Regions from separate parts of the Homo sapiens genome. Here region 2 is linked to region 1. Evidence: chromatin loops called from intact Hi-C (ENCODE). Cell type or tissue: heart right ventricle. All regions are shown on one strand. Each heading gives the region's core, and the rest is flanking DNA. Links, peaks and the distances in the headings are about the cores only.

What was found. Hi-C counts contacts between places; a loop is a spot of excess contacts. Peaks named below come from ENCODE experiments on the same cell type or tissue, not always from the same donor. Only the 100,000 strongest peaks of a DNase experiment are listed, where the experiment ranks them.
Region 2: a loop joins it to region 1, with 2.0 times the contacts of the local background. A loop is called at or near these places in 22 of 110 quality-filtered maps.

What each region holds. Positions count from the first base shown.
Region 1 is chr5:55,531,000-55,543,332 of GRCh38, reverse strand. It overlaps PLPP1 (phospholipid phosphatase 1), which reads left to right and starts at 8,369. Exons shown (of 6, transcript NM_003711.4): 1 at 8,369-8,761. The coding sequence starts at 8,704. It also overlaps the pseudogene RNF138P1. RefSeq lists an enhancer at 7,847-7,916 and a silencer at 8,147-8,786. In heart right ventricle, for the core only: a CTCF peak has its summit at 8,882; DNase peaks (open chromatin) are centred at 8,262 and 9,072; H3K4me3 peaks cover 4,561 bases; H3K27ac peaks cover 5,116 bases.
Region 2 is chr5:55,668,757-55,681,519 of GRCh38, reverse strand. SLC38A9 (solute carrier family 38 member 9) reads left to right here. Exons shown (of 16, transcript NM_173514.4): 4 at 8,825-8,957; 5 at 11,641-11,762; 6 at 11,900-11,963; 7 at 12,199-12,292. Among named protein-coding and RNA genes, the nearest start is that of SLC38A9, 37 kb to the left of the region's middle. In heart right ventricle, for the core only: no CTCF peak of the experiment used is centred there; no DNase peak of the experiment used is centred there; H3K27ac peaks cover 2,451 bases.

The DNA of each region.
Region 1 (12,333 bases), core at 4,334-12,333:
GCAGTGAGCCGAGATCGTGCCATTGCACTCCAGCCTGGGCAACAAGAGCGAGACTCCATCTCAAAAAAAAAAAAAAAAAAAAAAAAAAAAAGAAGATCCATTAACCACAAAGATCAACCCAAGAATGAGTGCTAGGAGAAGGGCAAGTGCAATGTCAGAAGAGCACAAATGGGGTTGTAAGCAGAAGAGGAATTGCAAGATGGAAGAAGGGCAAATTTTATTATGATTTCTAAAACAGGTGGAGCAGGTGTATTCTGACTGGAGGCCAATAACTACATGGCAATCCTACCTAAGATTTGTAATTTTAATTTTTATTTGAGATGGAGTCTCGCTCTGTGGCCCAGGCTGGAGGGCAGTGGTGCTATCATGGGTCACTACAGCCTTATTTCCTGGGCTTAAGTGATCCTCCCACCTCAGCCTCCTGAGTAGCTGGGACTACAGGCATATGCCACTGTGCCCAGCTAATTTTTTTGAAAATTTTTTAGAGAAGGGGTCTTGCAGTGTTGCCAGGGCTAGTGTTGAACACCTGGGCTCAAGAAATCCACCTGCCTCGACATCCAAAAGTGCTGGGATTACAGGCATGAGCCACTATGCCTAGCCTATTTTTATTTTTTAAGAGACAGGGTCTCACTATTTGTGTAGGCTGGACTTGAACTCCTAGGCTCAAGTGATCCTCCCACCTCAGCCTCCTGAGTAGCTGGGGCTAGAGGTATATGCCACTGTACCCAGCCTGTCCAAGATTTTAAAAAAAAATATGTGATGTCTTTAAGATTATAGATACTTTATAGGTAATTAATTTACATATTTCTGGTGATAGATTTTTAAAGAGATTGTTAAAAGAGATATTTGTGGGCCAGGCGTGGTGGCCCACACCTGTAATCCCAGCACTTTGGGAGGCCAAGGTGGCAGATCACAAGGTCAGGAGTTCGAGACCAGCCTGGCCAATTTGGTGAAACCCCACCTCTACTAAAAATACAAAAATTAGCCAGCCATGGTGGCAGGCACCTGTAGTCCCAGCTACTCGGGAGGCTGAGGCAAGAGAATCGCTTGAACCCGGGAGGCAGAGGTTGCAGTGAGCAGAGATCACGCCACTGCACTCCAGCCTGGGTGACATAGTGAGACTCCGTCAAAAAAAAAAAAAAAAAAAGATAAAGAAAAAGAAAAAAAGAAATACTTGTGAGCATCCTACAGAAAGGAACTGGTGATCACCAGGGCCAGGTGTGTGTGGAGTTATTAAGAACAAGTCATGACAAATCATCACTGTTTCTTTGGTAGATTAAGGAACCATGGTAGGTAGTGGGTTGAGTGGGTGGTAGGGAAGCAGAAACAACGGATATGGATCCGCAGAAATCTTTGTTTTTGAAAAAACATGCATTGTGTGTCAGCATATGTCAGACATTTGCTAGGCAATTGCACCTATTTTTTTTATTTGCTCATTACTAGAACCTTTTTTAGAAAACACTGACTTCCTAAAAAACAACAACATAGAATCCAGGCCCTCCAACCTTGACACGGAAGGAGAGATTGGTGGAAGGACAGTATCTTTCTGGAGCTGGGTTGCCCATCCACAGGGCCCCAAATCAGATCCTAGATACACACTCATCTCCTTTTCATGGGTTTTCACTAAAGATTGTAACTAAACACCTCACACTTGGGAATTGGCTCAAGTGTTAACAGAAGACTTTCCTCTTAATACTCTGTAGCAAAGCTGAAAAAGCACTGGAAGCCATAAATACCTTTAGGAAAGATAGGAAATAAAATGGATATATACATGAAAAAAGACCAGAATCTAGATAATCTGATTTGCAAGATAAAGTTTACTCACCTTTATTTAGAGTCCTCTGCAGAGACTATGACTTCTTTTCACTACCAGAGTACTTATTTTAAATGACTGTTGTTAGTATGTCTCTACCTACTTTGAGTGATTTTTCTTTACCCCAGCTGTACTTTTTAGTTACAAATTGTTATAACCTACCTTCTAGAACCAATCTTATCTTCCGCTAATCCCCAATGTGAGTTTCACAGCCTTTCCTACTCAAAGACTTCAAAAAAGCCACTTGTTTTGCCTCCTTTATGCTTTAACCATTGCTCAATCTTCAAAGTTTATTCTTCCTCAGCACCCTTTTCTATTGACTCAAATTGTTTTATTCAGGGCTTTGAAGTTTCAAGGACCAGAAATTCAATTAAATTAGTTCAAGTAAAAGGTTTTCTTAGAATAATGACATGAAATTTCTCAGAAATACCAATCAAAGTTCTCTTGAGCCTTGTATTTGTTGTGAATATTTTAGGCTTAAACATATTATTATTATTTTTTTCTCACATAAGAAGAAATCTGGAGGCAACCAGTTGCTGGTTATTTTTAGTAGAGCTCAACATTATAAAGACCAGTGACACTGCATTTCTTGGTCTGTCCCTCATAATCAAAAGATGGCTGCTGTAGCTCTAGATATCAGGTCCATGTTCAAAGAAGGTAGAAAGGAAGGGAAGGGAATTCAGCCTTTTCCTTTGGTCAGGAAAGCAAAAACGTTAAAGAAACCTGCCAGTAGATATCTGCTTACATTACATTTACAAGAACTCTATCACACAGCTGCTAATAAAGGAAGTGAAATGACAAGCCACATACTCGGAGAAAAAATTTACCACACAAAGAATTACTATGAAGAGCATATGAATAACTTCCACAATTAAATAAGAATAAGATATACAATAGAAAACAATAGAAAAATGAAAAAAAAAAATAGAAAACACAACAGAAAAATGGCAAAAGACATGAACAGGCAGTTAATAGAAGAGGAAACATTTTTGGTGAATACATTTAGGGAAAGACATCCAACCACATTAGTGACCAGGGAAATGCAAATTAAGGCTACATTGAGATACACATTTATACCTACTAAATTAGCAAAAGTTAAGAAGTCTCAGAATATTGCATTGATGAGAATGTGGAGTTTCATCCACCACTAGTGGGGGTGTGGATGAAATGGTATAACCATTTAGTAAAACAATCTGAGATTATCTCATGAAGTTGAATGTGGACATACTACAAAATGCAGCTAGTAATTCCACACAAGAGACATGTACACAAATGCCTGCAGCAAGCATTATTTGCATAAATGAAAACCCCGATGACTATTGTCAGAAGAATGAACAAAATGATGTATTCATATGACAGACCTACTATTGCAGCAGCATGAATGAATGTAAGAAATATAATTGAGTGAAAAAATATCAAGGGCAGAAGATTAAATCTATGGCATAATATTTTTAAAAGCTAAAAAACAAGCAAGTGAAACAATATATATTTTTAGAGATACATATGCACGTGGTTAAACGATATGGAAAAAACAAAGCTAGGGAAAGGTAAATATAGAATTCAGGTGCTTTCAAAGATTCTGCAATGATCCAGGTGTTCAGTTGAATAGAATTGTAGATTCATAGTTGCCCATTTTATTATGCCTCATAACTTATTATTATTTATTTGTTTTTTTGAGACGGAGTCTCGCTCTGTCACCCAGTCTGGAGTGCAGTGGCAGGATCTTGGCTCATTGCAACCTCTGCCTCCTCGGTTCAAGCGATTCTCCTGCCTCAGCCTCCCCAGTAACTGGGACTACAGGTATGTGCCACCATGCCCAGGTAATTTTTTTGTATTTTTAGTAGAGACGGGGTTTCACCAGGTTGCTCAGGCTGCTCTCGAACTCCTGACCTCAAATGATCTGCCTGCCTCGGCCTCCCACAGTGCTGGGATTACAGGCGTGAGCCACCACGCCTGGCCTTTCATAACTTATTTATATGTTATATATTTATGTATCAAACATTACATGATTAAAATTTTTATTTTATTTTTATTTTTATTTATTTATTTTTTGAGATGGAGTCTCGCTTTGTCGCCCAGGCTGGAGTGCAGTGGCACCACCTCGGCTCACTGCAACCTCCGTCTCCCGAGTTCAAGTGATTCTCCTGCCTCAGCTTCCCAAGTAGCTGGGATTACAGGCGCGTGCCACCACATCCGCTAATTTTTGTATTTTTGGTAGAGATGGGGTTTCACCATCTTGGCCCGCCTCGGCCTCCCAAAGTATCGGGATTACAGGCGTTGAGCCACCGTGGTCGGCCGATTAAAAACTTTAATAAGGTATGAAGCAAATGGCTTTGACAAAAAGTGTAAAAAGGATTAAAATACACCATCCTGTGAAATTTTCTTTTTGGAGCACATGTACTGGGGAACCAGACATCGACATTTTTAGTTATTTTAGTTTCACAGTGCTATTTGAGTATAATAGAAACTGTATTTGCTTCAGTCAATTTGGGGAGAAAGAACATAAACACATGGAAACACAAATATCCTAAGGGAATTGAGTCTTATTACTTTGCAGACAATTTTTGAAATAAATAAGTTGCTGAGACAGTAAGTGCTGTTAGAATGGAGAGAGGGAGACTTACCAATAATATTATGTTAAAGAGCAGTGCAAGTAGAGGAGTGGGGACAGAATTGAGCATGCAGAGGTATCGAAAGAGAAAGTGGAAATGCAGCATGTAAATTGCAGATTCCTTTTCAAGAAGTTTAGTAATGACAGAAGAGAGGAAATTAGCTTCTTTCTTCTTCAGGGAGCTTCAGGACTGTTCTTCGGAAGCCCACCCTACTTTGCTTTTGTTTGATGCCTGTATTACAGGGAGAAAAGTTTGGCCCAAGGACAAACTTTGTTAAGCATTTATGCAAGCCTCTGAGGTTTCTTTCTTTATTTTTTTAAAGTATTTTTTTCTGGGATGCACAAACTCCAGAGAAATGGAGTCAGTGCTCTCGCTTCTGAGGTTTCATGTTCAGTCCAGGGACACACTCATAGCTGCCCCCCTCCCCCGGGGGTATTAATGGTGTTACCATTTAATTCGTGTTTCCTTTTTAAATTATTTTCATCACCATTTCAAAGTTATTTAACTCATTCTCAATTCCAATGATCACACCAGAATTCAATTATGACAACAAACCAAAACAGTCAAACAAAAAAATTCCCCCAAAAAGGAATGAAAGCTCCCCATTCCAAAACAAAATGATGTGTCATAGTCATTCTTTCCACAAATAAGGGCTTATTAATTGTTTTTTTTTTTTTTTTTGAGACAGAGTCTCCCTCTGTCACCCAGGCTGGAATGCAGTGGTGCGATCTTGGCTCACTGCAACCTCCGCCTCCTGGGTTCCAGCGATTCTCCTGCCTCAGCCTCCCGAGTAGCTGGGATTACAGGTGCCTGCCACCATGCCTGGCTAACTTTTTTGTATTTTTCTTTTTTTTTTTTGAGATGGAGTTTCACTCTTGTTGCCCAGGCTGGAGTGCAATGGCGCAATCTTGGCTTACCGCAACCTCTGCCTCCCGGGTTCAAGTGATTTTCCTGCCTCAGCCTCTCAAATAGCTGGGATTACAGTCATGTGCCACCAGGCCTGGCTAATCTTTGCATTTTTATTAGAGACAGGGTTTCTCTTGTTGGTCAGGCTGGTCTCGAACTCCCACCTCAGGTGATCTGCCTGCCTCGGCCTCCCAAAATGCTGGGATTACAGGCGCGAGCCACAGCGCCCAGCCTACTTTTTGGTATTTTTCATAGAGACAGGGTTTCATCATGTTGGCCAGGCTGGTTTCAAACTCCTGACCTCAAGTGATCCGACCGCCTCAGCCTCCCAAATATTGCTAGGATTACAGGAGTGAGCCACCGTGCCTGGCCTTATTAATTGCTTATAATCTGCACATGGCACAAGTCCCATTTAAAATAACAGGAAATGACAATGCATTTTAATGGGCTTTGGTTTATTAATCTATTTTATTTATTTATTTATTTATTTATTTATTTATTTATTTATTTGAGACAGAGTCTAGCTCTGTTGCCAGGCTGGCTAGAGTGCAGTGGCATGATCCCGGCTCACTGCAACCTCCGCTTCCTGGATTCCAGCGATTCTCTTGCCTCAGCCTCCATGTAGCTGGGACTACAGGCACGTGCCACCATGCCCAGCTAAGTTTTGTATTTTTAGTAGAGACGGAGTTTCACCATGTTGGCCAGGATGGTCTCGATCTCTTGACCTCGTAATCCACCCGCCTCGGCCTCCAAAAGTGCTGGGATTACAGGCGTGAGCCACCGTGCCCAGCCCTAATCACATGCTTTCTAAGTGGGCCTCAGGATTCCCCTTGTGGGCAGAGAACTTCTCTTGTTTATTTTAGCTTCTTCACAGATGTGTACCAGGTATCCATTAGGGGCTCAATAAATGTTGAATTAATGAATGTGTGAATAAACAAAAAATCACTAATCAGTAAGGTTTTTTTGAATGCTTATTTTTGAAAACGCACTTTAAGAGTAAATTTTTTTTTTAAATAGAAAGAATAAGATCTAGTACTTGATAGTACAACAGGGTCACTATAGTTAATAATTAAATTGTACATTTTAAAATAACTAAAAGAGTATAATTGAATTGTTTGTAATACAAAGGATAAATGCTTGAGAGGATGGATACCTCATTTTCCATGATGTAATTATTACACATTGCATACGTGTATCAAAACATCTCATTACCCCAAAATATATACACCTATTATGTACCCACAAAAAGTAAAAATAAAAAATTTTTAAAAAGTAAATGTTTTTAAAAATTACTTTTAAAAAGTAAATATTTCAAAAGCTGTTTAAGACACTGAGACTAGACTGTAACACAATAGGTGCTCAACAAATGTTTTTTGAATAAATACCTAATACTCAGACATCACAAGTACTTTGAATTTATTGTGACCTTGCAATCTGAGGCCCTTGTAACTCTGGAAGTAAAGAAAGCTACATGATAAACAATGGCACATCTTTCTCAGGTGTAAATTGCTTAAAGCTTTTACGGCTATTTAAACAAGAGGCAAAATAAAACATTAGCATTCGTTTTAAAGAAAAACATCTTTCTTCAAATGTATATTTTGTTTTTGAGAGCTTACTTGGGGCTGTATCTCCAGACTCTGTTTAATGTTATCTTTCCATTGGCTTTATGAGTGCTTTGCAGGATAAGTCGAAGAAGTAGTAGGCACATTTTGTGATTTGTGTTTTACATATTTAAAGAGAAAATATACCAATCATTAACATCTGTAGACGGTTTAACTCTAGATAAAGCCACTATCATATAATCTTTTCTGGGTTTCACTTCTTCCTCCAGACTGGAACACTGGGCAGCTTAAAGCTGTAAAAGCTTTAAGCAATTTACACCTGAGAAAGATGGGCCATTGTTTATCATGTGGCTTTCTTTACTTCCAGAGTTACAAGGGCCTCAGATTGCAAGGTCACAATAAATTCAAAGTACTTGTGATGTCTGAGTATTAGGTATTTATTTAAAAAATCCCCATTTTACATATTAGGAAACTGAGATTACTAAATGTGGGCTAGGGTCCTCCTGGGTATGGGGCAGGGGGAGTGCTTGCTGCTGTTAAAGAAAATTATCCTGACACTTGTCAAACACATGAATAATTTATTCAAGATTATTACAATAAGGGTCATGACTATTGGAACAGGAGAGAGAAATTGAGCTCAACTCAGAATACAGCAAAGACAGCAGGGGATTTATAGCCAAGGAACAGGCACCGTGTCTGTGAGGGAGGTGACGGTGGATGGAAAATTACTAAGAGGAGACATCAAGGGTAGAGGGATTCTGGCTAAAGGCAGGTCAAGGGCTTCTACAACAAAGGTGTAATATAAGGAATCTAATCCGATATTAAATATCAAGAATTCAACGGTGATCAGGTATCGAGGATGGATGATTTAGCATGCTTCTTGCTAACATTTGGGCTCAGCCAGGACACAGGGAGGTCAACGTTGAGGCCTAAGTGAGAAAGGGCTCAGAGGTACCAAACTAAAGGAGAGCGTCTCTGTTCCTGCCTACTCTGACCTCTTTTCCCCCCTTAAACTCAGTGGTAACAATCTGACCTGTTTATTACCTCATCCCCATGGAAGGGGTGGGGAGTGGCAGGCAGCCGGTGCTCTAGGATCGTTGGGTAGGGAGCCTAGCTCTCTGAAAGCAGCAATGCCTAGTGGGGGTACCGAGGCCGAGTTCGGAGACCACCTGAGCAATTGCGGTCCAGAGCAAAGCCCCCTGGATCGGAACGGGAGCCGCCCCCACGCCCCGCCCGGCTGCCGAGAGCCGCACTTCTGGGCGGATGCCGCAGGTCGGGAGGGATGAGGCCGACGGCGCTGATTGGCTGACCGCCGCGGCCTGGGGTTTCCCTGGCCCCGCCCCTGCTGCACTCCCCCCGCCCGCGAACCCGCGCGCTGCCCGGTCCTGCGCTGCTCAGCGGGAGGGGCTGGACCCCGCGTTCCTCCTCCCTGCCGGTCCCCATCCTTAAAGCGAGAGTCTGGACGCCCCGCCTGTGGGAGAGAGCGCCGGGATCCGGACGGGGAGCAACCGGGGCAGGCCGTGCCGGCTGAGGAGGTCCTGAGGCTACAGAGCTGCCGCGGCTGGCACACGAGCGCCTCGGCACTAACCGAGTGTTCGCGGGGGCTGTGAGGGGAGGGCCCCGGGCGCCATTGCTGGCGGTGGGAGCGCCGCCCGGTCTCAGCCCGCCCTCGGCTGCTCTCCTCCTCCGGCTGGGAGGGGCCGTAGCTCGGGGCCGTCGCCAGCCCCGGCCCGGGCTCGAGAATCAAGGGCCTCGGCCGCCGTCCCGCAGCTCAGTCCATCGCCCTTGCCGGGCAGCCCGGGCAGAGACCATGTTTGACAAGACGCGGCTGCCGTACGTGGCCCTCGATGTGCTCTGCGTGTTGCTGGGTACGTACGCGCCGCCGGGTCCGAGGGGCGTGTGCGGCTGTCCCGGGAGGGCTTTAGCGCAGAGCCGCGACGGGCAGCGGGGGTGTGTTGCCTGACGCGTGCGCAGCTGTGGGGCGACACACGGGGGCGGCTTCTGCAGCCGAGGGACCCCGCTTTGCAGCCTGCACCCCGGCTCCCGCGTGCCCGCCGCTGTCTGTCGCCCGCCGGTGCGATGAGCCCAGCCCTGCTTGGACGCTGTTCACGCCTCTGCGCTCCATACCTTGCTCCTGTCCTCTGTTTGCAGTTCCACTCTAGCAGAGCAGGGTGGGCTCCTCCCCTCTGTACGGTAGAGGAGCCTGGTCACTGGCCCATCTCAGTAGTGAAACTGGAGGTTTGATGCACAGGGGATTCTCAGTAGCAGGCGCCAGTGCCTGATTTATCGTGAGAAGCAGTTTAATATTTCGGCTATAAAAGGCTAGAACTAGTTCCTAATTAGAAGGTGTGCCAGGTTGTAAATTGTCAGGTTGCAAGTAGGGATGAGCACGCCAAGTTTTTGCGTATAGGTCTAAAGAAGTTTTGGGGGTGGGGGAGGATGCGGTACCCCAGACCTGTTTCCTTGTCTGCCCAGACCTTGCCATGGTGTAGCTTTCCATCTCTTGTGACAGTGTCTCAAGGAGCAGTAGACATTCTTTGGCTGCAGCAGATTTCGCATTGTCTTCCTGATTGGAAGAGTTCAGTTATGAGGCTTCTGGTTGCCAGTTACTCCTTTCTTTTGAAGAGAAAGAACTGGAATCATTTGGATAAGGGATGGGCGTTGGAAGGAGTAGTTTTCACTTTTTATGTATTGTATAAGGCAGTTATGCTGTGAACTATTTATATATGATGGAATAAACAAAAACAAAGCAAGAGCTGCTGGAGGTTTGGATAGTCCTACTCATGTTGAAGTAATCAGAATAGTAGTAGTATTGGCAAGTTCTCAGGGTGGGAGATCTGTGGCTTTAGCCACCTGGATGGAAGTCTGCGTAATGGTTTCTCAGTGACAGGAGATTCCCTCGGTTTTAATCCAGTAGTTCCTAGTTATTCCACTCTCCAGTTTCCAACCGGGTCATTTAGGCCCTTGCAATCTTGTGGAATTCTTATAAATTCTGTTACCAGGTTTTGTTGTTGTTGTAAGGAAAAATTCCATTTTGTTATCTTTTTTTTTTTTTTTTGGATACAGTCTCTCTCTGTCACCCAGGCTGGAGTGCAGTGGCGGGATCTCGGCTCACTGCAGCCTCTGCCGCCTGGGTCCAAGTGATTATCCTGTCTTGGCCTCTCTAGTAGCTGGGATTACAGGCACCGCCACCATGCCTGGCTAATTTTTCTGTTTTTAGTAGAGACAGGGTTTCTCCATGTTGGCCAGGCTGGTCTCGAACTCCTGACCTCAGGTGATCCGCCTGTCTCAGCCTCCCAAAGTGTTGGGATTACAGGTGTGAGCCACAGCGCTGGGCCCTAAAACTGCATTTTGTTACCTGTTAATATGAAGCATCTTTGTTGTTTCCCAAGACACTTCCTGTTTAGGTCCACAGTGAGTTTTAGGAATTAAGTTTAGGAAAGTGGAACACAATTTTGGCACATTGTCTTTTTTTTTTTTTTTTTGGAGACGGTCTTGCTCTGTCGCCCAGGCTGGAGTGCAGTGGCGCGATCTTGGCTCACTGCAACCTCCGCTTCCCGGGTTCAAGCAGTTCTCTGCCTCAGCCTCCTGAGTAGCTGGGATTACAAGCACATACCACCATGCCCGGCTAACTTTCGTATTTTTAGTAGAGACGGGGTTTCACCGTCTTGGCCAGGCTGGCCTTGAACTCTTGACCTTGTGATCCACCCGCCTTGGCCTCCCAAAGTGCTGGGATTACAGGCGTCAACCACCGCGCCCAACTGAACACTGTCTTTATAAAAACACAGTCCTTTCAGATGTCGGGACTTATTAATAATTAAATATATTCAAATTTATTTGCAACAAAAAATTACCTTTCATAGAAATGTTACATTAAAAAATATATTTTAACTTATACTTGATGTCATTGGAACTTTGTTAAACTTTGTTTATATTTTAGTGAAAGGAGAGGAAAATGTTCGATCAGAAAAAAATATATTTCTAATATATTGAATATTATCCTATCATTGCCACATATTGTGCACTATCAGAATTACATATCATCTTTGTCTTTTCCTACTGTGGGAGTTCGATCAATTTGTAAAACAACATAAATTTTTTTCTATGGGCCAAACAGTGATTAGAATGGCTGAAACATAATACTGCTCTGAGGTAGCTGAAGCTAATGGTATTAAACACAAAGCCATATGGTAGATCTGCAATTAAAAAAAAAATCACATATAATGGAGGAACTGACATGCAGTACAATTTTATAAATTATGGGTTGTTGTAGCCTGTAGTTTTAACATGATACAAACATCACATAATTATCCTATAAAGGTTAATTTCATTGCTACATTGACCTGACAGTTGCAGGAGTACAATAGCTGTCAATAAGATAAAATTGTGTTTTTGGTGGTTTTGGAGAAAGCTTTGAGGACTTGTTTTAGGAAAAGGCATTTAATCTATTTACAACATTATGTTTTGGTATTACTGGCATTTCTTTTAAAGTAATTCAGCATATTATCACTATAAGCTCAGAATTCCCTTTTCCTAAATAGAAAGTGACCTATTTTACTGACTTTTAAAAATGTAAGATTACATTACATTTAACAACATCAACTGTCCATTGCAAACAGCAGTGAAGGAGACCAGTGGTGCAGGAGATACAAAACTTTTCACGCTTACTTTTGGAAGACACGTGTTATATAGCAAATGCGCCTTTCTGGTGGAGTCTGTTATATTAAATTTGATTTGTATTCATTTTACTGACAGCAGGAGATTGGTAGCCTAAAATCATGGTAGCTTCAAGAGAGTTTTCAACCTGGCATAAATTTCCTTTTTCTGTGAGGAATCCACAGGTAAGAATTGACTGTTAGAACAAAAAGATGATTAAGCACTTCATAAGTGCAGGGTTTTGTGAAAGTGGTTCATAATTATAATGTGGATACATTCCAGATTCTGTTAATGACCACCTCAACATCATACAGTATAGCCATTTTAATATGATGATGTTACGTCAACCTGTTGTACAACTACTTTATAATTTTACTGTGGGTGATGTGTGTTGAAGTGATCATTAAACATGCCTGTGTGCATGTGTGTGTATATGTTTCTGTCCGTATGTCATCTTTATCATCAGTGTGAAACACGACTTCCTCTATATACACGTTTGAATTATTAGTTCCTTAAGTGGATCTGATAAATCCTTGGAAAAAGAAGGAGAATTTTGAGAAGTCCTGTGTGTTAGTTCCTCAAGTGGATATGGTAAATTCTTGGAAAAAGAATGAGAATTTTGAGAGATAATGTATATTTGATTCCTTTCTGAAATGGAACATAGTCTTGCCATCTGTCTTTGGCTCTTTTTATGACTGGTTCTGTGACTATAGAACAGGCCATATACATTATCTGAGCGCATGAGAAAAGCTCTACAGAGAATGGTGGTAGGCTGGTATGAAAG
Region 2 (12,763 bases), core at 1,955-9,954, 140 kb before region 1:
TCCAAAGATTTTAACTGCCATAAACCATAGGGGTAGAGACTGAAGCTAAGAATGATAGATAAGGGGAAAGTACTGGCTTTCAAACAGTAGTAAAAAGTGGTATGATAAAAATTGTCCTTAAGACTCACTGAAATGCCAAAAGAAGAAATTTGTTTTACAAGCACTCTTCCATATTAGGAATTCTTTCTAAATATCATCTTAAATTTAAATATACATAATTTAAGAGTGTTTTAATATTAAAATGTTTACATTTTTAATTATTTTAAATGCGGTTATTAGCAGCTTTCTGCATAATTTTTATATCATATTTTGATTTCTTTCTAACAGAGTCTCAAAGATATAAGTATTATAATGAAGGGTATGAACAGAATTAAGGTTCGTAATATATATTGCAAATTGCTTTCTAGAAAGATTGTGCCAACTTATACTTCTACTAGCAATGTGTGACAGTTCTTATTTCAGCATATACTTTCTAGCACTACTTTTTTCTTTTTTTCCTAAAATATCTCATATTTAGTTTGTAAAACTTTCCTATGGATAAAAATTAGTTGATAGGAGCCAGTTGGCAGGGCAGGTTTCACTTTGAGCTGTTGCCTTTATCTGTTCTGTTATTCTGGGATTGATCTGCAGAATGCGACTAGCAATAGATTCTGATCAGGCTACTACAATATTTGCCATCTGGATTGAAAATACAGCCATCATCTTTTGAATGACCAGTTTGTGTAAACCATTTGTTGACAGTGTCTTTCCAGTGGTAAAGCAGAATTTCTCTTTGTCTGTCTGCCTTTCTTGAGAGCTATGATGAGGATTTCTAAGGCTTGATGTATAGAATCCTTTCCTTAAGTGCCTTGTCCATTTGGTGCTGTGTAAGGAATACTTGAGACTGGATAATTTATAAAGAACAGAAATTTATTTCTCACAATCTGGAAGCTGAGAAGTCTGAGATCAAGGCACTGGCATTTGATCTGACACGGGCCTTGTTGCTGTGTCATCCATGTCAGAAGAGCTGAAGAACAAGCTAGCCAAATGCTATGCTAAGCCTCTTTTGTAAGGGCCTTAATGAGGGGGGACCCCTCCCGGCCTAATCACCTCCTAAAGGCTCCACCTCTTAATATCATCACATTGGCAATGCCTTAATTTTGGAGGGAACACACTCAAACTATAGCATTAAGATATGGGAAAGGAACAAGAAAGAGTCTATTTTTCTTTGGTGATCTGTTTAAGGAGTAGATGTGTTTCGTTTGCATCACATCTATGTACAGTATTAAAAATAAAATGTATCTCTCTCTCTCTATATATATATAGATATATACACTGAAACCTTTACTGTCTTTCATTGTCTTTCTAGTTTTTAAGGATAGGAAATTTTAGTTAAAATGCTAGCCTGGCATTTTTCTTATTCCCCACTTTTATTTCCCCCATGGGGAATTGGGTTATGAAACTGGAAATTTTATTAATTTTCCAGAAATTGTTCTGGTGGGTTTGTGTAAGGAGGAGAGTAATAACTGGCATGGCATTGCAGTTACTCTTTATTTATAATTAAGACATGCTCTTTATTTCAAAATATTAAGTTAATAATACTCTTAACTTATTGCACTTAAGTAGATTGAGACAATTTGCGATTTATTTTGACATCCTAATAAAGTGGATAAAAGGAGAAGCTGCTTGGAAAACTTTCCCACTTGGGAATTTTTTCCACATTCCTAATTTTCCTTTGTGGAATGTCACTCACCATTTCCCATTTGGAACTGCTCTTTCTAGATAGTAGATGGAATGGAGTGGTTGCAGTGGTGGTGGTGGTGTTACTGTTTACATCAACCTAGAGAAAAATGGAAGCATCTTAACTTGGTTAAAATGTTTCTGTTGTTTATATAATTCTTTAAGCCTCATTCCAGTGTTGCTGCTATTAAAAAAAAAACAAAAAACTAAAAACTTGCATTTCTTTTACTGATCATTTTGTAGACATAGAAATAAGAGATTCTCAGCATAGTAGAATTTTTAAAAATTAATGGATTTTTTTAAAACCAAAATTTAAGAACATAAATTGCATTGAAAAGAATTTTGAAATTTATTCTCAGCAGAATCTGTAATAAAATACATGGGCCGGAGAATTAATTTTCAGGTCAAGTTCTTTGTCTATATGTTGTTGATGAAGTTGTTTTCTTTCAGCTAAGTAACAGTTTGGAATTCTAAAACAGAGAACTCATAATCTTCAACCAAGTGTTTATTAACATTTACTTTCTTCAAAAGCTTTTTCACCATGCCACTTAGTTAAAAAAAAAATAACAATCTTAAAAAAATGAGACTGCTTATGTGTGTGTGCATGCACATATTCATTTGCAAATTATGTACATATACTTCTATACTTACATATTATATACTCTATAAAACATAATAGAAATTTTTAATTATTAGAAAGACATAATCTTGATAAAATTAACTTTAAATTTGATTTATTGGCAGTATAGTCAATTTTTTGTTTTCACTTTAACATTGTAATAGTCTTTATTATTTAATAGTTTGTCACACAGTAATTTAAACTGATTCAAAGTTTACTCCAGGCCAGGCACAGTGGCTCATGCCTGTAATCTCAACATTTTGGGAGGCCAAGGTAGGAGGATTACTTGAGGCCAGGAGTTAAGACCAACCTGGGCAATATAGCAAGACCTCATCTCTACAAAAAATTAAAAAAATTAATCAGGCATGTGGCACATGCCTGTAGTCCCAGCTACTCGGGAGGCTGAGGCAGGAGGATTACTTGAGCCCAGGAGTTCAAGGTAATAGTGAGCCAATGATCATACCGCCACTACACTCCAACCTGGGTGACAGAGCAAGACCCTGTCTCAAAAAAAAAAAAAAAAAAAAAAAAAAAAAGTTCATTTCAGTCTTATCCAACAATTACATGTGATGTTTTTTGTTGAAATTTGCATGATGAATTTTCATCCTCCATAATATCATTCAATTCTTACATTTAGTGATTGCAGTACTAGTTTGTATATTTAGTATTCCATGCTATTTTTTAAGCTCAAAATACTAGTGTTTTCATTGATTTAATACTGTTAATTTAGAAACAACCAGTAATTGGCTGGGCACAGTGGCTCATGCCTGTAATCCCAGCACTTTGGGAGGTGAAGGCGGGTGGCACACCTGAGGTCAGGAGCTCGAGATCAGCCTGGCCAACATAGTGAAACCTTGTCTCTACTAAAAATACAAAATTAGCTGGGTGTGGTGGCACATGCCTATAGTCCCAGCTACTCAGGAGACTGAGACAGGAGAATTGCTTGAACCCGGGAGGTGGAGGCTGCAGTGAGCTGAGATTGTGCCACTGCTCTCCATCCTGGGCAAGACAGAACAAGACTGTCTCAAAAAAAGAAAAAAAAACCAGTAACCTTGTTCACCTTTTGTGGTTTTCTGTCTAGTCTGAGTTTTTCTCTCTAGCCTGTCCCCTAAGCTCTCCTCTCTTCTACTTTTCTGCCTTCCCCTTCATTTCTGACACCCTCCTAGCTCTACTTTACCACCCAATTGTTCCAGCCACTACCCTCCCTCCCAACACACTACACACACACACACACACACACACACACACACACACAATAAAGAAAAAAAAAGTATTGATTTAGAGGGACCCCTCAGAAGGTGGCAAGTTTCTCTGTTGGGGGAAGGAGAAGAGTTGATAGACAGAACAATTCTTGGGCAGGCATGTTGGCTCACACCTGTAATTCCAGCATTTTGGGAGACAGAGGCAGGAGGATCAGTTGAGATCAGCCTGGGCAACATAACAGCCCCATCTCTACCAAAAAAAAAAAAATTTTTTTTTTTAATTAGCTGGGCACGGTGGTGCACACCTGGAGTCCTAGCTTCTTGGGAGGCTGAGGCAAGAGGATCACTTGAGCCTCTTGTTGCTGCTGCGAGCTATCAGCGCACCACGGTACTCTAGCCTGGGCGACACAATGGAACCCTATCTCAAAACAAACAAACAAAAAAAGACCTACAATTCAGTAGCTTCTGTACAGAGTGAAGGAGCTGCCTAGCTGGTCTGAAAGTTCCATTGGAGGAGTACTAAACACTTTAGGAAGGTCCTGAAGTCTTTCTGGACTGATTACTTGAGAGGTGTCATTTTGAAAGACACACTGGGTGGAAGTTTACAAAGGGTAAAGAAGCATTGCATACAGTCATATTGAATACTTTACGTTAGAATCATAACTGTTTAATGTTTATGTTTTTATTTTTTAATGTTTATGTTTTATATATTAATGTTTTATTTGATACTTTATAATGTTTGTAAATTTCCACATTTGAAGTATGTTGAGTATTTAATTTCACTGATTTCTAAACATTGTTACACTTCTGCACACTTTTCAATTAAAATATTAGTATTAATACTTGCATTACATGGAGTAAATACCTAGACACTGGTAGTGCAATTTGCTTTAGAATTATAATTATTACTTTGATTTTTCTGTCATGTTTAATGTCAGGTTCAAAGACCATTTAAATTCTTCATTTGGAAGTTTTTAAATCTTAGAAAATTTTGAATCCATGTGTGTGAAATTGCAGATGGGAGTTTTTATTGGTGACAGACATGTTCAGCAATAAAACCATCTAACAATGGAAACATTTCTAAACATTTATTATCAGAATGTTCTTTGTGTAACATGTTTTTTTTTTAAAGCAACTACTTTCTCAGACGATTAAAATACCATCTTTATCTTGAAGGGAGATAAATTAAGTATGTGGGATGGGGTTGTTTTTGTTTTTAATATCTGCTGTGTACCTACGTAGCATACTATTGACACCTATGTGTCGTCGTAGAAAAAGTCTTCAAATTCGGAGCAGTTGTTTCTTGTAGAAGAAAAATAGGTAGCTTGTTTAAGTTTGCCACAACATAACCAATACATTTCTGTATGATACAAAATATTTTTGAGTCTCTCTACTAAATTTTGAAAGGATGTGTCCACTTAAAATCTATTTTTAAAGGCTTATCTTTGGTATATCACATGTACAAAGAAGTGCATTGTATATGTACAATTTAAGAAATTTATAGGCCAGTATGGTGACTCTTGCCTTTAATCCCAACACTTTGGGAGGCCAAGACAGGAGGATTGCTTGTGCCAGAAGTTTGAGACCAGCCTGGGCAATATGGCGAGACCCTGTCTCTATAAAAAAATTTTTTTTAATTAGACGGGCATGGTGGTGTACGCCTGTGGTCCCAGATACTTGGGAGGCTGAGACTGAGGCAGGAAAGTTGCTTGAGCCCAGATGGCTGAGGCTGCAGTAAGCCATGTTAATGCCACTGCACTCTGGCCTAGGCAATAGAGTAAAATCCTGTCTCAAAAAGAAAGTAAGAAAGAAAGAATAATAAAGCCAACACCCATCCAAGCAACATAAGGTCAAAACACAGCAGTAACCTAAAAGTTCTCCATGTGTCCTTCACCAAACACATCCTCCATCCTCCCTAGGGATGACCACTATCTTGACTTTGTATAATAATTTCCCTACGCTTTATAATAGTTTTATTGTCTGTATATCCCTAAATACTGAATTCAGTTGTACCTGGTTTTGTACCTTATTTGGGGTACAGACCTTCTTAAGAGTGATGGCATTGTTATTAAATTTCAGAGAAGCATAACTGGTCAGTAGGAGGGTGGAGACAGATGTATAAGCCAAAAATTTTTAAGGAATTTAAGGAGTGGAACCTAGAAAAGGTGTTAGGTAGAAATAAGGTTTCTCTGTTTATACATGTATTAAATGAAAATATGAGGTTTGACTCATATTTTAAAATATTTTGTACATTTTGCTTAATATTAAAAGCATTTTTTCTGTGGCATGACCATAAATATTTATAAGGTAAGACAAATATGACTTATTTATTTTTAGTGTGGCACAGCTGAACTACATTTCAAATGAGAAGTAACATTGATAGGGAGCAGTAATGTGAAACTATGTTCAAAAAAAGAAAGCCCAAGTTTCAAAAGTCTTATTCTGAATATTGTTCTCTGTATAGTATTGTTTAATTTTAAAAGTGTTTTCAGATCCAACTAAAGTTCAATTTAAAAATATAGTTATATTTTTTCTTCTCAAATGAAGCTTTAAGCATATGTTTCTAATAATTCAGTTAAATATGCTGAGTTGTATATTTTTTGAAGAGAATCTGTTTTGAAAAGATTCCAAAATATTTGTTTGAACAGGCACTCAGCATCTCGATGAAAACTGTTGGAAAAGAAAAACTTTCAGAGTCATTCTGCCCTCAGAGTAGTCAAGCCAACTAAACTGGTACAGTTAACACTTCTGTAAGAAACCAGGAGCCAAGAAATTTAGCACTTCCTGACTGCTTTTCAGCAAGCAGGCCTCAAACCAACTTAGTGGTTGGAACCAATAATATTGAATTTTTAAAGTAAAAGGCTAGCAGTAGAACATCTACATCTCTTTCTATCAGTATGATATTTATCAGTCTCTTTTGGTAATCCATGACTAGCTTCAATCTTTGCCTTATGTTGGTATTAAAGCTATCATTCTTTCTTGAATTTTGTAGGGCATCATTTTTGCAAAGCAAAAAGAGAATGCACTATAGAGTGTGACCCCAGGTATAATTAAACCATCTGCCAGACATAAATATTTTTATGTTGCTTTTTAGTACCACTGAGTGTCATAGTGGAGATGCAAATTATATTGGACATCATAATGCTTTGGGATAATTGGTAGTTACAGCAGACTACCAAATTTACAAGTAGGGATTGCTTTTTCAGCTTCTGATCCATTCATTTTTATTATATCCCTTTGAAATATATTGACACCACTTAATTCACTTAACAATAATATGCTTATTGTCTTAGTTCCTTTTATTCTGCTGTAACAGAATACCTGAGACTGGGTAATTTTAAAAGAACAGAGATTTATTTCTTATAGTTGTGGAGACTGGGAAGTCCAAGGTCAAAGGGCCCACATGTAGGGAGGGACTTCTTGCTTATCACAACATTGTGGAAGGGCCAAAGAGTACGTGAGAGAGGGTAGGGGAAAGGAAGGGAACTGAACTCATTCTTTTACCAGGATCCCACTCCTATGATATTAACCTGCTCCCAAGATAACGTCATTAATCTGTTTGTGAACTCAGAGCCCTCATGACCTAATCACCTCTTAAAGGTCCCACTGTTGGGACTGTTGAATTGGAGATTTTCTTCCAACACATAAACTTTGGGGGACATATTCAAACCACAGCACTAGTATATATAATATGTCATATTGATCCCTATATCCACATATTTGCTCTATAAGTGCTCTATTTACATATTCATTGAGTTGACCTATATAGTACCCAGCATATTTAGGTTTTGCGGTAGAGAACAAATAGTAAAAGATTCAAAGATTCTGTATGCTAACTAGAGAGATAAAACTAAGTTTAACACCTCTGCTACCATTTCTCAAATATCACAGAATTAATAAGAAAAATAGCAGAAATTAAATGTTCAGTCACTTGGCTTTTCAAGTACTTCCCACAAGATTAGATTAACGGCTGGGTGAGGTAGCTTATGCCTGTAATCCCAACTCTTTGGGAGGCCAAGGCAGGTGGATCACCTGAGGTCAGGAGTTGGAGACCAGCCTGGCCAACATGGTGAAATCCTGTCTCTACTAAAAATACAAAAATTAGTCAGGCATGGTGGTGCACACCTGTAGTCCCAGCTACTCTGGAGGCTGAGGCCAGAAAATTGCTTGAACTCAGGAGGTGGAGGTTGCAGTGAGCCGAGATCGCACCACTGCACTCCAGCCTAGGCGATAGAGTGAGACTCTGTCTCAAAAAAAAAAAAAAAAAAAAGATTAGATTAACAGTATCTCCAGAAATGGTTACCATATGTTACTACATTTTAAGTTCCTTTCAGAACCATAAGTATAGAGGAGTTAGTGGAACCAATGATAAATCTGGATTTTTTTTCTTCTTTCTTTGGATCTGTGCCTGAAATGGCAAATTATGTGCAATTTGGGGCACAGTGTCACTTATGATTTCAAGGAGCCTAAGAATCAGCAGAGGGATACAGTCTTTTGATAAAACTCTGCCTGGTCTTTTCATTTTGGATAGTATATTACTGGAAACTTCAGAAGAAAATGAGGGAGTTTCAGAAAGGAACTGAAGAGGTTGATGACTGAAAAGGATGATTGAACACCAAAATCTGCAGTTGATTAGGATGCAGACGTGGAAAGGAAGCATGTATATAAATAAAAGGGTATGTTACTAAAATCCGCAAAAAGTAGAATGAGGCAAAATATCTCCATTGTCATGATGTTCCATTTTATACTGAGTTGGATAAGTCTCATAAGGGATCTGATAGTTGAGGTCACTAATCCTTAATACATGAACCAAGGAATAAGAATTCTGTTTATCATAGGAAATAACTTGGGCCCATAAGGAAGGAGTAGAGACTCTTCAGGAGAGGGACATTTTAGTCCATAATTTCTCTGATTTAGTGCCAAAAGCTTTTTTGAGAGACTATTCAAAGCTGTCTTAAGTTTCATTGTTGGAAATTGATAGCTGCTGTATTTCTTTTTAATAACTGTTTTAAGTTCTTTCTGTTTTGTCTTCTCGGTTGCTAAATTCCTGAAGATTACAAAAAAAGTGTGCTTAAAGTAAAAGTGTTATGAGACAAAAGCTTTATTCTGTGGATAGGATAATACTTCTTTTGTAACATTTTCTGTTTGCACCAAAAGTGAGAAGTCAATGCCTTGCCTTTGTGCATCCCATTACTAATGGAGGATAAGAAGTTATTTTCTTCAAAGGCTGACTTCCAGAATTTTTGGCTGAACACTTTTTGTCAAGTGTATATTCCCTTTGTAGGCCTTTCTGTATAGAGCCCACAAACATCGTGAATGTGAATCATGTCATTCAGAGGGTTAGTGACCATGCCTCTGCCATGAACAAGAGAATTCATTACTACAGCCGGCTCACCACTCCTGCAGACAAGGCACTGGTAAGAGACAAAACATTACTAATAGTCTAAAATTCAGTTGAAATGAACAGTGAACAATATAAGCCAGGGCACCTCCCAGTGATTGAACTTCTTTCTGACTGTATTTCAAGGACAGCATCATGCAAAGTCAAAGATAGTAATTAACACACATCCTACATCTCAGGCCAGTTCATTCTTATCTAAATTTGAAACAATGTTTCTATGTTGACAACAACCTGGAGATTTTTTTGGATTAAATTCTCCTGATCCCCATTCCCCAAATCTCTGAGGAGGATAAATTACTTTTGAAATGGCAAGTTAGGCCATTGACTAATAGCAAATAATAACATGTTCTGCTTAGTGTGGACAATTTTAACTTTGAAGCTGTAAGGGAAATATTTTTTTAGAAATTTTCTACAAGAATGGGAAACTGGCCAAGCACAGTGACTCACTCCTGTAATCTCAGCATTTTGGGAGGCCAAGGCAAGAGGATCACTTGAGCCCAGGGGTTCAAGACCAGCCTGGAGAAGATGGTGAAACCCTGTCTCTACAAAAAAAAATTTTTTTAATTAGCCAAGCATGATGGCTCGCACCTATAGTTCCAGCTACTTGAGAGGCTGAGACAGGAGGATCCCTTGAGCCCAGGATGGATCCCTTGAGGATGCAGTGAGCTGTGATTGTGCCACTGCATCCCACCCAGACTGAGCAAAAGAGTGTGACCCATCTCTTTTTTTTTGAGATGGAGTGTCGCTCTATCACCCAGGCTGGAGTGCAGTGGCGCAATCTCGGCTCACCACAACCTCTGCCTCCTGGGTTCCAGCCATTCTCCTGCCTCAGCCTCCTGAGTAGCTGGGGTTACAGGTGTGCGCCACCACACCTGGCTCATTTTTGTATTTTGAGTAGAGACACGGTTTCACCATGTTGGCCAGGCTGGTCTTGAACTCCTGACCTCGTGACCCACCCACCCTGAGGTGCTGGGATTACAGGCGTGAGCCACTGTGCTCCCAAAGTGCTGGGATTACAGGCGTGAGCCACTGTGCCCGGCCATGTGACCCCATCTCTTAAAAAAAAAAAAAAAGAAGAATGGGAAACTGAAATATGTACACATAAATATAGTAGTTTCTTATTTAGCATTATTCTTTTATTGATCAAAACCAGGAGTCAAAGAGCCAGATACTAAATGTCTTAGACTTTGAGGTCACATGATATTCTTCATTTTGTTTATGATCATCAAAATTATAAATTATAAAATTTATAAAATTATAAAAACCATTCTCAGGAAAGAGGCTGTATAATAATCAGGTTGAAACCAGATTTGGCCTATGGGCCGGAGTTTGTTGACCCTTGATCTTCTAAAAATCTCTATTACTATTTTAGGATAAAAAATATATATAAGTAATTTGGTAGTTTATAAAAACTACCGCATATGAGATAGTCAGAAACTTGCAAGTTTAACTGAAAATAAGAACATTCTGGGAGAAAACAGGATTTTGAAATTAGTATTATTAATAAAAAGAAGAGAACCAACATTCATTAACATTTAATAAGGACCAGTGATTGGGCATCACTGGAATGTAGCTATCTCATTTAAGCCTAAACAATAGCTATGTGAAATAAATATTAAGATTTCCTCTTGTATGGCCAAAATAGGGATTTCCAAAATGTTCTGGGTAGGATAATTTTTTTCCCAATTTTTTTTTCGGCTTTTTCCCCTTAGGCCTTGACATCAGTAGTTGTGGCGAAGTCTTAGTTCCATAATGGAATTACTTAAGCCCTTGGAGGAGTAGAGATAATCCTGTATCTCTGGGTCTAGTTGAGACCTTCTAGAGGCTCTGCTCTTGGAAACAAACCTCCAAGATCCCAGATGAGCAAGTTTATACCTGCATGTATATTGTTTGCCTGGAAATAGAGTCAGCATGTGCACCAAAGTTGAATGCCATTTGTTAACTGACACTGAGATGAGTCTAGGAAGTCAAAATATATAAACAGTGATGTAAAATTGACAATGATATAACCATTCTTAATGAATGTGTGTATACATCCACACTCGTTTTCTGAAAATCCCAAAACTATTTTGGATTTTTAAACTCTTGCTTTTTTAGTTAGATTTTCTATATTTGAAAAATAATTTTTAAATTCACTAATCAGGGATGCATAGTACTTGCATCCACACTCGTTTTCTGAAAATTCCAAAATTATTTTGGGTTTTTAAAACTTGCTTTTTTAGTTAGTTTTTCTATATTTGAAAAGTCATTTTTTAATTCACTAATCAGAGATTCATAGTACTTGTTTATGATAGTTAAAATGTGTCTAGAGGGCCAGGCGTGGTGGCTTACGCCTGTAATCCCAGCACTTTGGGAGGCCGAGGCGGGTGGATCATGACATGGTCAGGAGATCGAGACCATCCTGGCTAACATGGTGAAACCCCGTCTCTACAAAAAAATACAAAAAATTAGCCAGGCGTGGTGGTGGGCACCTGTAGTCCCAGCTACTCGGGAGGCTGAGGCAGGAGAATGGCGTGAACCCAGGAGGCGGCGCTTGCAGTGAGCCGAGATCGCGTCACTGCACTCCAGCCTGGGCGACAGGGCGAGACTCCGTTCAAAAGAAAAAAAAAGGTGTCTAGAGTCAGGTGTTCTGATGTGTAACAAATATCCTATTTTGCATTTCCTGGTTCTGAAATTTATCTATGTTTCCTTTTTACCAGATTGCCCCAGACCATGTAGTTCCAGCTCCAGAAGAGTGCTATGTGTATAGTCCATTGGGCTCTGCTTATAAACTTCAAAGTTACACTGAAGGATACGGTAAAAACACCAGTTTAGTAACCATGTGAGTGAAACTGCTTTTTGGAGCATGACTTAAACTGTATATGGATGAAAATTACTGGTTTTTTAAATTTTTGTCTCAATTAAAATGTTTGAAGAGTGAAACTCCATTTTTTTACTGCTATTACTCTGTGTTTTCAGTTTTATGATTTGGAATACCATGATGGGAACATCTATACTAAGCATTCCTTGGGGCATAAAACAGGTAATACTAATTTTTCAGCACACTTTTTGCCTAAATGTTTTTCTCTTTATATTGTAAGTTTTATAACAGAGGTTTTAATAAATCTACATAAAATTCATTAAAGAAAATAGATGGTTATATTTAGTTTTTCATGAGTTGTCAAGTTTTTATCATGATTGTTTAGGGTAAAATAATTGCATATGAATTTATGCTTACATGATGATATATGCTGTTTTATACTTTTATTTTTAAACAGGCTGGATTTACTACTGGAATGTGTGTCATCATACTGATGGGCCTTTTAACACTTTATTGCTGCTACAGAGTAGTGAAATCACGGACTATGATGTGTAAGAATTTGACACAGTGACAATAGATTATGGGTATTAATAAGCATTTCCCTTTGAGGCAGATCACTAGTGTGTATATGCTACATGTGTGTCAGCTGTCTACTTTGTACCTAAAGATTTACTTCTGTAATTCATCGCTTTCAGCTAAATTGATTTGCTAATAATATTTAGTGGCTGCTTTTGAAATTCAGAGAAGCTGGGAGTTATTTGCAGAGTGCATTCACTTTGGTGCTAGTTTCTTCATAAGAATCATTTAAAAACTCATATTTATAAAATAATGTCTTTGCCAAAACTAAATTGAGAATTCTGTGCTTCCTGTCAGTTAATGGTGACTTGTTTTGACCTATTCATACCAAAAGATCTAAATGTTAGAATCTGCTAAAAGTAGAAATTATAACTAGAAAAATATGAAAATGTAAGCAACTCCCTAGTAATGAATATTTGAAGTTGTGTGAACACCTTACCTCTACT